Regions from separate parts of the Homo sapiens genome. Here region 2 is linked to region 1. A link is a contact called in ENCODE Hi-C or POLR2A ChIA-PET data. All regions are on one chromosome and are shown on one strand. The core of a region is the stretch at or near the end of the contact, and the rest is flanking DNA. Distances in the headings are between cores, read along the strand shown. Region 1 overlaps STX18 (syntaxin 18). Region 2 overlaps LOC107986256 (a long non-coding RNA gene).

Region 1 (5,918 bases), core at 2,201-4,700:
TTAACGTGTCTTAATGAAGGTACATTACTTGAGGAAATATAGTTCAACTATAGGATTAAAAAATTGCGTTATCCGATAATCATAGATGCTCTTATTCACCTTCCCAGTATTTCAAACATGAATAATTTTTAGAGCCTGTAATGTGAATATGGACAGATAGTACCACTGCTCTGCTATTCTATTTTGCATTTTAACTTGTTCCATTTCTTTGCACTAGGATTAAAAACTTGTTTGAGTTTACTCAACAAAATTCATTTGCCTAAAAATGAATTTTATTAGATCATTTTCCTGTTTAAAAATTTGGTCTGGGGGAGGTGCTGGAGGTGGACTAATACAAGATTATCTTTGTTTTTGCGTTTAGTTGTACAATTTAAATATAAAAGAAAGCAAGCCAAGGCAGGAGGATCTCTAGAGGCCAGGAGTTTGAGACCAGCATGGGCAACATAGCAAGACCTCGTCTCTCAAAAAAAAAAAAAAAAAAAGAAAAGAAAAAAAATTAGCCAGACACGCGTGCCTGTAGTCCCAGTTACTTGGGAGGCTGAGGCAGATGGGTTGCTTGAGCCTAGAAGTTTGAGGCTGCATTGAGGTATGATCATGTCACAGCACAGCAGCATGGGTGATGGAGGAAGACCTTGTCTCAGAAAGAAAGAGAGAAAGAGAGAGAGAAGAAAGACAGGAAAGAAAGAAGAAAAGCTGCCATCTTGCGTCCCCATCATTTGTAAGAGAACATTTTAACATTGTTGGCTTACAGAAATCCTTCACTAGACATTTGAGGTCTTCCAATATTAGCCTAGAACTTATATATGCCAGGCACTTTTCTAGGCCCTTTGCATTTCATCCTCACACACACTCTGAGGCATGTACTATATCTTTCCTATTTTACAAGTGAGGAAACTGAGGCAAAGACAGGTTAAGTAAGTTTGGAATGCTGTATAATTCATGAATGTCAGCCTGCATTAGATCCAGGCAGTCTGATTCCAAAGTCCATGCTCAACCTCTTTCCTCTGGCTCCTACATCAGTGGTTCTCAACCCTGATTGTACATTAGAATCATCCAGGGGCCTTATGGAGCAGGGTGGGGAAGGGATAAATAATTTTTACAGGGCCCTACATGAGACCAATCAGATCTTCCCTCTTCTCCTGCTTTCAGGTTAAAAGTCACTCTCTCTCTGTTTTCTAGACCTTTGTAATCTCTTCTTTCCTTGATTTCTTGGCACACGTGGGGCTCCTAATGACCTTTTGCAATTAAGGACACACAGCTTTTTGGTTTAGCTCTGTAAGACAGGCACCATGGAGACAGGGAGATGCTTCCCACCTGTATGTAACCTGCGCAAAGCATTTTACAGGTAACCTGGAGCTTGATTGTTAATTCCTCAGCATGTGATTCAATATATTGTTATTTTTGCATCAGGGGAAGAACAAGGATAGTTAATAAGAGAGATCTAGGATTAAATAGCAACTCTAACATATCTGAGCCACACTGTTCTTACCTATAAAATGGGAGAAGTGATAATATTAGAGGACTTTTGTGAAGATTCAATGAAATATGGAATATGCTCTGTAATGTAGTCATCAGAAATGAATGCTAAATCCATTGCCTTGTAAGTGAAGCACAGCACCGAGACTTGGATATGAAAAATCACTTGAAAGTATGCTGTTCAGTCTTCAGTCAAATGCAAGAAGCCAGGGAATTTGGGGAGCTGGACTAGACCTTAGGGATCAGGGAATGCAGTCTCTTCATTTTATTAGCAAGGATTGAAGCCTGGAGAAGGAACTTGACCAAGGGTACACTGTGAGCCCAAATATATGTACTGTACAATATGTAGTGTACAAATAGTTAATAAATACTTTCTTGGTGCTGTGATCATTATCAGTTTTTACTTCGTAGCATTTGTCTTCTCTATCACTTCAGTGTGCTCATGTATATGTTATGTAACCCTCAAAACAATTTTGTAGGCCTAGCTTACCTGACCCCAGTGTAAGACTTTGAGATAAAATCCTAAAGGATACCACCATGGGATATGGGCTTATGGAGGTACTGAAAAATAACATATATTTACCTTGTTGACTTTTCTTGCATGAGAGGGAAAAGAGTTAAAGACATTCAAACCACATGTGATTGAAAGCCCACGAACCTCTTTCCAGTTCTGTTTTCCCATGAAAATGAGGCTGTTGTATCTTCATAATTTCTTGCATGTATAAGGTTAAAAACAGAGGGGAATGAAGATATTCCAGCTACATTTCTAGTAGAACACCTACATTTTGTTTTTCTAAGCATACTGTAAAAACTTCAAAACAGCATTATGCTTTGCGCTTATTTTAAAACCATTATTAACAATATTTTCTATTGATGCTTTAGTATAGATTTAGACTTCTAGTATCATTGATTATTATAATTTGAATTAAAAGTGAAAATTCATGATAGGTACTGTTTACTTGGAGGACCAATTGCTGTGGAAGTGTGCAGCCTACAATGAAGATAATAAGATGCGTCATTTGAATCAATATTTCTCCCACCTAAACAAAAACAATTTTTTTTAATCATAGAGGAATCATTTTTAGAACTACCAGGTGAATATGCTGTGGTGTCAATTAAATACAGTGGAAACTACCTATTCTTACTATTTACAATTCCTAATCACTTTCTGTCTCTTTCTGCAACTCATTACGTGTACCACGATGTCTTGATTCCCTGAAGTGCCTAGTAAATTTTCTCTTTGTAGGACTATGAAATTAACCATGGGCAGTGGAGGGGGCGGGGGGGTTGGGAATGCCTGTGCCTTTTCCAAAAATTGGGGTTGCTTAGAGAAAATGATAATGTTTAGCATTTTTAGTGGTGCCTAAATGTGTGTAGAGAAACACCTATTTCAGGCCTCTCCAAAGACTTTGATTGTCTGAAAGCAGAAATATTTGCAGTTTGACTTTACTTGGTGTTTACAGTACACTTTCTGAGCACTTTATGGATATTTAATATTGTATGACATGATCAGCAATATCTTTTTTTCCAAATAAGTGGGTTTTTAAAAATATAATGGAATCAGAATGTGAATAACTTTTAAAATTATTTATTATGCAGAGAAAAATCTGAAGCCATGAATTTTAAATCTCATGTAAGTTAAATTTGGAAGTACACAGATTTGCCCAGAATCTGAATTTTATAAGCCTTAAAAACTTTGACATTTTAAAAATATTTGAGGAGTTTGTTATTACCATCTCTTAAATGCACACATTTTTTTCAGACTACTAGGGAAGAGAGTGGCTAAGCAGAGCATTGTTGACTGCCCCAGACATCCTCGACTGGTTTCTAAATCTGAAATAAACTTCTTAGTCATATGGTGATAAGCAGAATTCAGAACATGTCTCTTTTTTAATGCATGTGAAATAGAAAGTGATAGTCATCACAAAATGAAATTTGATTTATGATGTGTTGATGCATCGTCATACTAAGGCACGCTGAAAAATATTTTCAGTTTCCTAATAAAAACAAAGTGACCTCCCCATGAGTGATTCTCCTAATTGTTATTGTCAAATGCTTTTCTTTATGCTTTTTTTCTTGCTCACACTCAGATAATCTACAAACACTGTTTGAATCCTGTGTTTCACTTTCTTTTCTTATGAAAAGTTTTCAGTGAATATAGTCCCTGAGCGAATCCTTTCCAACAAAGTACTTAACTTTCTATGCACACAATTCAAAAGTCAATTAAATGTGCGTGATTCATTTATCACAAAGAGTACCACCTATACTCTGTGGAAAATTCTTTCTGTTCGAAAGAAGGTTCTTATTTCTAAGAATGAGCTCTGATTTTAATTAAATAAAGAGCATTTTATGCAATTTTTTTCTAAAGCTTAAGATTAATTTCTATGGTTACTAGGGATATAAATCTCTAGATTGCTTTAAAACAAAGATTTTTGTCCAGGAGAGAGTTGACAGCTCCCTATAAGAGAAGCTATTACTTAATTTTTCTTTCCTAAGTTTAAACACATAAAAATATTTGTAATGATACCCCAAAGGCATCATAAAAATGTAAAATAATTGTACTCTAAAATATCTAAAATTACAGGAAATAGACCTCATTTTAAAAAATGAACTGAGATTCATGGCTGGGTAACCGGAGTGTGACATACTTCAAAACCAGAATCTCTTGTCAGGATACTTTTAGTTTTTTAATGGCTAAAAAAAGAAGTCTTTTGTCAATCATAAAAACTTTAAAATATGTTCATTCTATTAGGAAATCTTACTTTTTAGTTTCATTACCTTTAACGTATATTACACTGTGGCTGCGCTAGATCCCTTTGAGAGGCACATTTCAGTCTTTAGAATTAGGTGGCATCACTAGGCTTGTGATCAACGATATCACAAGACAACCGTTAGACTGTTTTTAATGATTATTTTTTAAAAGTACATAGCCATTTTCTAAGCAGCTTTGAAAAAAGGCAGCATAAATCGTTTCCAGTGTCTTACTTACCCAAAGTATACTTCCTCTTTCGGTAGATGATGTTAACTGGTAAATTGTTCCCAGGTTAAAGGTTTGTCATATTTTAATAAATGTAGTGTAAAATCTATAGTAGAGACACTTCAAGGAAAAAACCCTCAACGTTTTCAGTAAATGAAATTAATATATATCCTTTTTCCTACGTTAGTATTATGGTATCATTTCTTTTGTTATTTTTATTTACTAAAACTTTAATTGAGCCTTATATAGTAAAATATCCTCATGTTTTTAGGAAAAGTGAAATTAGATTTATAAAATGTCCAGACTGAAGTTTTGAAAGAAATGGCATTTTGTATATAATATGGATGAATGCTGTTGAGGCTAGACGTGCTCGTAGTTTAAAACATGCCTGATCCGGGAATGCTTTGCATTAAATGAGTTTATATTTTGAGAGCAAAACAGGGAAAGAAAACACTTTCCTTCTTTTTTTTTTTTTAAGAGACAAGAAAATTAAGTTGAATGCGTATATTGAAAGTGCTATAAGCCGAATGTTTGAACAACAAAAGTAAACACTGATTATTACAAATGTACATTTGGACCACGTTGCTTTTATCTTTCAAGCAAAACATTTCCCACAGTTTTTGTGGGTTTTTATTTAAGTTGGGAAAACTTCGGAAGTTTGTGTGAAAGTATAAATAAGTTTGGAAATGTCATGATTAGAGTTTGATAATAAACATGCAAAAGCAAATGGGAAACTCTATTAAAGTCAGATGTAACATTAAATAATGTTTTCTCTAAAATGTATTTGCAGAGAGAAGAACAGTGATTTATGTGGATTTGAAACAAAGACTTTGGCTGTAATTTAAAATAAAGGTTAAATGTGAATTCTTCAGCCTGAACATGGATGAAGTTTTTTGTTTTTAAGAGCTTCCTTAGTGATTGTTATAGGAGCCTCTGTGCCCTTTTCCAATTATGGGCACAGAAATTATGCATGTATTTATAGATTCCATGTAAAAAAATTCTTAGTTTCCAATAAATTTTAAGCTGCATTTTACGAAGTAAGCATCTGTAGAGAACCTTTTGGAGAAAAAATAGGAGGGAAAACGTTTCAGTTTATGTAATTATTGAAATATACCACTGTATAGAGAATGAATAGAAATTTAAAACCGTAATCTGAAATTTGTTTTAAATCTCATTGTTATGAGATTGACCTCATAATTGCAAATCGGCATTTTGTGTTCAGTACAACTCCAATTCTTAAGGAAATTTGTCTGTTCTATTAGAGTAATACTGTAAGTTTAGGAAGATGCCCCTTTGGCTATTGTTACATATGGGCCCTTTTGAAAATAGTGGTCATGCTAATATTTGATCAGATAATGCTGACTAATGCTGTAGAGCTTTCGAAAGATTTCTTGAACATTGTCAAGTTTTACTTTCCTTTCTTAGGTACATGACTGTGTATCTCTTAAAAGTGTATATGTATTTG
Region 2 (6,431 bases), core at 2,051-4,550, 540 kb before region 1:
CATTCCTCACGTGTTTGCAGTGGTACTGGTGTAAACACACCTCCTTGCACTGTCAATCATAGAATTTAGCACATAGAATTACATACAGTACATAACACCTGATAATGATAATAAATGACTATGTTAAAAGTTTATGTACTTACTATACTTTTATCATTATTTTAAAATGTGTGCCTCCTATTTATGCAGAAAAAAGTTAGTTATGAAGCAGCCTCAGGCAGGTCCCCCAGGAGGGATTCTAGAAGAAGGCATTGTTATCCTAGGAGATGACAGCTCCATGCATGTCACTGCCCCTAAGACTGTCCAGTGAGCAAGATGTGGAAGCAGAAATTGATGATCCCGACCCTGTGAGACCTAGGCTAATGTGCGTATTTGTGTCTTAGTTTTTAACACAAAGTTCTAAAGAAATTTTTAAGTAGAAAAACGCTTATAGATTCAGGTTATAAAGACAGAAAGTGGCCAAGTGTGGTGCCTCGTGCCTGTAATCCCAACACTTTGGAAGGCTGAGGTACACAGAAGGATCACTTGAGTCTGGGAGTTTAAGACCAGCCTGAGCGACATAGCAAGACCCCATCTCTACCAAAAATACAAAAAATATATATATATCTGGGCATGATGGCATATGCCTGCCATCCCAGCTATTCAGAAGGCTGAAGTGGGAAGATTACTTGAGCCCAGGAGTTGGAGACTGCTGTGGGCTATGATCATGCCACTGCACTCCAACCTGGGCAAAAGAGTAAGATCCCATCTCAAAAAAAAAAAAAAAAAAAGAAAGAAATTTTGTATAGCTGTACAGTATGTTTGTGTTTTATGCTATGTTATTACAAAAGAGTCAAAAAGTTTAAAAATATTAAAAAGTTCATAAAGTAAAAAAAGTTATAGTAAGTTAAGGCTAATTTATTATTAAAGAAATAAAATATGTTTTTATAAATTGAGTGTAGCCAAAGTGTACAGAGTTTCTGAAATCTAAAGTATAATACAGTCATGTCCTAGGCCTTCCCATTCACTCACCAGCTACTCACTCATCCAGAGCAACTCTCCAGTCCTGCAAGCTCCATTCATTGTAAGTACCCTATCCAAGTTTATTATTGTTTATTTTATACCTTATTTTTATAGTCCCTTTTCTGTATTTAGATAGATTTAGATACACGAATACTTTGTGTTAACAAATGCATTGTGTTACAGTTGCCTATGGTGTTCAGTACAGTAGCATGCTGCACAGGTTTGTAGCCTAGTAGCAGTAGGCTAGACCATGCAGCCTAGGCATATAGTAGGCTTCACCACCTAGGGCTGTGTAAGTATTCTCTATGATTTGTGCAGCAATGTTTGCACAATGCTGAAATTGCCCAACACACGTTTCTCAGAATGTATCCCCGTCATTAAGCAATGCATGACTATGTTTTGAATTTGGGGATTCCTTTGGTTCATCAGCTTAATCCATATCTAAACAAATGCAGACTCGTTGAGGCCAAGGTCATCATTGTCATCGTCATCCTTCCTTGCCTCCAGAACGATATAGGTACCTAACAAATGTTCAGCAAAATGAAAGAATGAATGAACAGCTGAATGGTTTTAATTGGCATGCCAGGAATTTTATGGGGATGATTCATGAACCAGCTTGGGTAGGGATGAGGTCATGTCTAAGCATTTTTCCAATACTGAAATTCCATCATTTTGTTTCTAAGAACTGAGAGTCACTTGAGAACACAGTGTTGGCTGGCATTTTCTTAGCCAAGGGTCTGGCAAAGCAAGGATGGACGGGTGGGGAGGTCTTAGAGGGAGCAAAGAGAGGTAACACACACTCCCTCCCCCTTCCGTCCCTTCAGTTATCCATTCATTCACCCAAAAAACATGTGCCCATTACATGCCAGGCACCAGCAGGAACAGAAATGAATAACAGGTCCCCATGCCCACCCTCACAGCCCAATGAAGAAAACAGTGCAGTGGTAAATAAAAGCAGTGTCATAGCTGAGTAGAAGCTGAAACAGGCTGAAACATGGTGACATTTTAATCTTTGAGTCTTCAGTGTGTCCCCAGAGCCACTATCTAGAAAACCATCTTTATCTTCACCAACTTTAACACAGACGGGAAAGAGGGTTTGCTTTGGGGAAGTTCATTTGTCAGAGCCCTTTCTCAGAGTCCTCCAGGCACCCTCAGTCCAAATCCACTTCCTTTATCTGTAGAGTAATTGATATTTATTAGCAGTGAATCAGTTCTGGAGGGCTCAGGGTTCCAGCTAGGGAACCAGAAGAGCTGGTTGTGACCAAGACCACACTAGCTGTCAGACATTCATTAATTTATTCAATCACTCAACTTGAACAAGTTACTTTCTTTCAGTTTCTTCATTTGTAAAGTGGGGACCATTTTTCCTATCTGTGAGCTTTGAATCAAAGTACCCAATAGAGTGTTTGCCGCCTACCAGGGGCTTAATAAAAATGAATGGGTGCTGATTTGTTAGCATGAGAAATATTGCTGTTGCCCAGTACTTCTCAACAGGGGTGATCCCCCACCCAGGAAACATTTGGCAATGTCTGGGGACATTTTTGATTGTCGTGACTAGGATGGCGTGAAGTGGTGCTACTGGCCCTAGTGGATAGAAACCAGGGGTGCTGCTCAGCATCCTACAGTGCACTAGACAGCCACCCACAACAAATAAATATCCCTCCCAAAGTGTCAATAGGGTCAATAGCTCAGACACCCTGCTCCAGACCCTCAAAAATGCCAATTTCCACAGGATGCATCCACACTCTTGCCAGAGAGCTGTTGTGTGCAATTTTAAATTCCACCCTTGGCCGGGCACAGTGTCTCATGCCTATAATCCCAGCACTTTGGGAGGCCGAGGTGGGCAGATCACGAGGTCAGGAGTTCAAGACCAGCCTGGCCAACATGGTGAAACCCCGTCTCTACTAAAAATACAAAAATTAGCCGGGTGTGGTGGTGGGCGCCTGTAATCTCAGCTACTTGGGAGGCTGAGGCAGGAGAATTGCTTGAACCCAGGAGGCGGAGGTTGCAGTGAGCCAAGATCACGCCACGGCACTCCAGCCTGGATGACAGAGCAAGACTCCATCTCGAAAAAAAAAAAAAAAAAAAAAAAAATCCACCCTTGCCTTGGTATTTAATATGTAATTATAAAACAGTGTTTCAAGTGGAATTTTGGACGCTTTTGCCTCAATATACCAGTGACACAAGCTTTAGTTCCTTCTAGCTACATGTGAACTGTTGCTGGCAGAACCTAATCTTAACTTCTCAGGCCTCCTTGATGACTCAGCAAGAAACGGCAGCATTTTCTACTCTGGCCTGCAATGTGGAGTTTATTTTCTGACTTCAGAGAGACACCTGGACCCAATTTGCATAATCAGAACCAAAAGGGGCCTGCTGTGTCGAGGATGATGATTTCCAGTGCAAATGTGATGACTGAAGCATTTTTTCCAGCCAGTATTCACGGAGCACCTACTACATGTCAGGGCTATGCTCAGTGCTGGGTACTCAGTGGGGGACAAAACAAGCATAGTCCCCGTGCACACTGCACCCAGCAGCTTTCAGATTGGTTTCACATCTATAGTATTATTCTCTCTTTACACAAACTTTGAGCTAGGCAGGAGTGGTATTTGTTAAAGGTAAGGAAGTTACACTTTTTGAAAGCATAGATAAAAAAGCATTAAAGTTTTTTTTTTAGCCAGGCACGATGGCTCACGCCTGTAATCCCAGCACTTTGGGAGGCCGAGGCCGGTGGATCACCTGAGGCCAGGAGTTCAAAACCAGCCTGAACAACATGGCGAAACTCTGTTTCTACTAAAAATACAAAAATTAGCCGGGTGTGGTGGCGGGCGCCTGTAATCCCAGCTACTCAAGAGGCTGAGGCAGGAGAATCACTTGAACCCGGGAGGCAGAGGTTGCAGTGAGCCAAGATCGCGCCACTGCACTCCAGCCTGGGTGACAGCGAGACTTCGTCCCTCAAAAAAAAAAAAAAAAAATTTACAGATCCTTTAATTTGCATTTCTGATGAAAATACATTCTAATTGTACAGACTTTGAATACAAATGTTTAAAAAGATCCTTCAGCTCGTTGAGTATGCATGCACATCTCTGCTGGGAAGTCCATCGCCCAGCCTCCAATGTCAGTCTCCACCGTCTCCTCATCTGGAAGCGACTCCATCCTAATCCCTGACTCTGACAAAGAGCAGAGTGCCTCACCTGCCAGGGCAGCACTTTGGGCAGCCTATGGTTAGGTGCAGGCACATGTGTGGGTGGGGGTCTTCACCCAAAATATTCAGGAGCCAGGCATAGTCGAGCATATCGTCCCCCTTTCATCCCTCCTGCCTCTCCTGCTGTGTGATATGCCAGCCCATTACCCACTCACTGAGCAATTACTATGTGTCGAGCTCTATAATTAAGCATGTTGCAAACATCTTCTTAATCATTTACTCAAGCTAGAAAGATTATTTTTCCATTATAATATGTGAGAATAAGGCTAAGAAGTTGATTCACAGATTCATGTCTTCAATGAATGTACATGCAGACTATGAAACAGGCACTGCCAGGTGCTGGGGATAAAATGAAAAGGAAAAGGTGTGTGGTGCTTAAAAACTTCATGATGCTATGAAGCAACGTGGTTCTGAAGTTCTGTTGCTGGTAAGTGGCTGGACCAAGCATAGCGAGCCAAGGCCTGCAGGGCTCCACATTCCTCTAAAATACCTCCCCATTGGAGCCAATCCATGGGGCACAGGTTTCCAGACATCAGGGAGGTACTTCTGGGACTCCAGAACAAAATCTACATCTAACCGTGAAAATGCATTGTTAGCACCATTCAAAGGAAGTCGTTGATGGCCAGTGGAGTGGCCGGGAGCAGATCCCAGCAGGGAAAAGCCCAGTAAATCAAGTGCTACTGACATTACCCCAGGACTTCTATGACCAGGCTGCCATGAACATTCATTTTGAACCAGTGTCTGACGATGGAGCCTGGAGAAGAATCCAGGATGCCCCTCCAGCCTACCTGATTGATTTGTTCAAGGGCTGAGACCAACATTCCCATCAGCTGAATGAGTGTGGGGATGTCTGAATATATCGCTCAAGCAGGAAAATGTGAAGATTACTCTGTAAAACATCTGACATGTACCCAACAGGCAAAGTTGTTTTTAAGTGTTAAGATCAATTTCTGCAGAGCATCAGGCACAAACTGTGGTACGATTCATCGTGAAAAGGAAAAAGCTGAGACAGATAGCCCTGGCAGGAGTGTGGTGCTTATATAAACCATGGAAAGAATGTGTTCTTTCTGCTATTCCTTCATCAAATATTTGTAGGGAGGGGAGCGCATAGAATATTTTTGGAGTGCTGCAGGCAGGGGAACTGTGTGTCCGGAGGCCCAGCGGCCAGCAGGAAAGTGACAGATGGAAGGCACAAGTTTTGTAAACATTTGACGCCCACGTATGAGAGAGGTTATCCCTACAGTGTGTTTGGTGAGAAAGGCAGGATTAGTTTCCATACATTTTCTGGTTCATTTTTCAAAAGACTGATTCTGTAGTTGCAAGAGACGCAGTGGCTGCTTAATAAATCTCTGCTGAACAAATGAATAAGGAACTTTACGTAAGAGTCCAAAGCTCCAGCTAGGTGAAATGGAGTTAGGAAAGCTGTGTAACGGCATGAAATCTATGTCCCCGCCTGGAAACGTATGTGGCATTTCTCAATCTGCTTTTTTCCCTTTCCTTCTTCTTTTGTAAAGTGTCCGTTACAGAATTTTATACCATGTTTAGGGCCTCACATCTCCTGCACAGCAGTGAATTTAGCTCAATTCACAAAACACCTTTTGAAAGTTTGTGAGAAGTACACAGCCGTTGTGAGTTTCCATGTATTTGCATGTCCCCAGCAAAAAAAGATGGTTTAGACACCTCCCCTACCACAAAGAATGTTGGCTCTGGGATCCAGCAGGCCAGCCCATCAGTTGGCAGCTGTGTGACTTCGCCACATCTTGTCTACCTCTTCCAGCCTCAGCGTTTCAAGTATAATCTGGAGGTTTTCTTCTCATCTCCCAGGGCGGTTGTAAACAGAGAGTGCACTGGAAGTAGCAGCTGCAGTGCTCAGGGGTGCTTCCGCCCTTCTTGCCATCCTTATTCTTTGCCACATGCAAGCCCCACTCTCAGAAACCATGGCCTCCTCGTGAAGGAGAAAAAGGAACCATTCAAATTCAAAACAAAACAAAAAATTGCTCACACTTAACACTGCTTGCCGTGCCAGCAACGAGAAGAGGCTGAGCCAGTTTCCGAATTGCTTTCTGTCCAAGGTCTAAGTTGTTCTCACCCACTTCCTGCCCTGGGGTGTGTGTTGGCTACGGGGCTTCCTGAAAGGACACAGGCCAAAACACTCAAAATGCTTCCCAAGGGAGGAAGCCTTACCTTCCCAGAAGCTGGAGTCCACAGGAACCTGGAGGGAGAAGCA

What was found. Hi-C counts contacts between places; a loop is a spot of excess contacts on that map. ChIA-PET counts read pairs that join two places held with the same protein, here RNA polymerase II (POLR2A). Pooled maps may share reads with other maps.
Region 2: a pooled map shows a loop between it and region 1 (2.6-fold over the local background). The contact joins two enhancer-like sites. A Hi-C loop is called at or near these places in 1 of 50 pooled maps. POLR2A ChIA-PET finds 5 or more read pairs at or near these places in 2 of 52 experiments (AG04450 and PC-3).

What each region holds. Positions count from the first base shown.
Region 1 is chr4:4,490,128-4,496,045 of GRCh38, reverse strand. The region is part of intron 1 of STX18 (syntaxin 18); the gene reads left to right. Among named protein-coding and RNA genes, the nearest start is that of STX18-IT1, 11 kb to the right of the region's middle. RefSeq lists an enhancer at 5,746-5,918. Within about 2 kb of position 3,450, at least 5 of the 41 ENCODE cell types and tissues checked have a DNase peak (open chromatin) inside an H3K27ac peak, as active enhancers do.
Region 2 is chr4:5,033,325-5,039,755 of GRCh38, reverse strand. LOC107986256 (a long non-coding RNA gene) reads left to right here. Exons shown (of 3, transcript XR_007058005.1): 3 at 1-134. It also overlaps a transcript of STK32B not described here. Among named protein-coding and RNA genes, the nearest start is that of STK32B, 15 kb to the left of the region's middle. RefSeq lists an enhancer at 6,092-6,141. Within about 2 kb of position 3,300, at least 3 of the 41 ENCODE cell types and tissues checked have a DNase peak (open chromatin) inside an H3K27ac peak, as active enhancers do.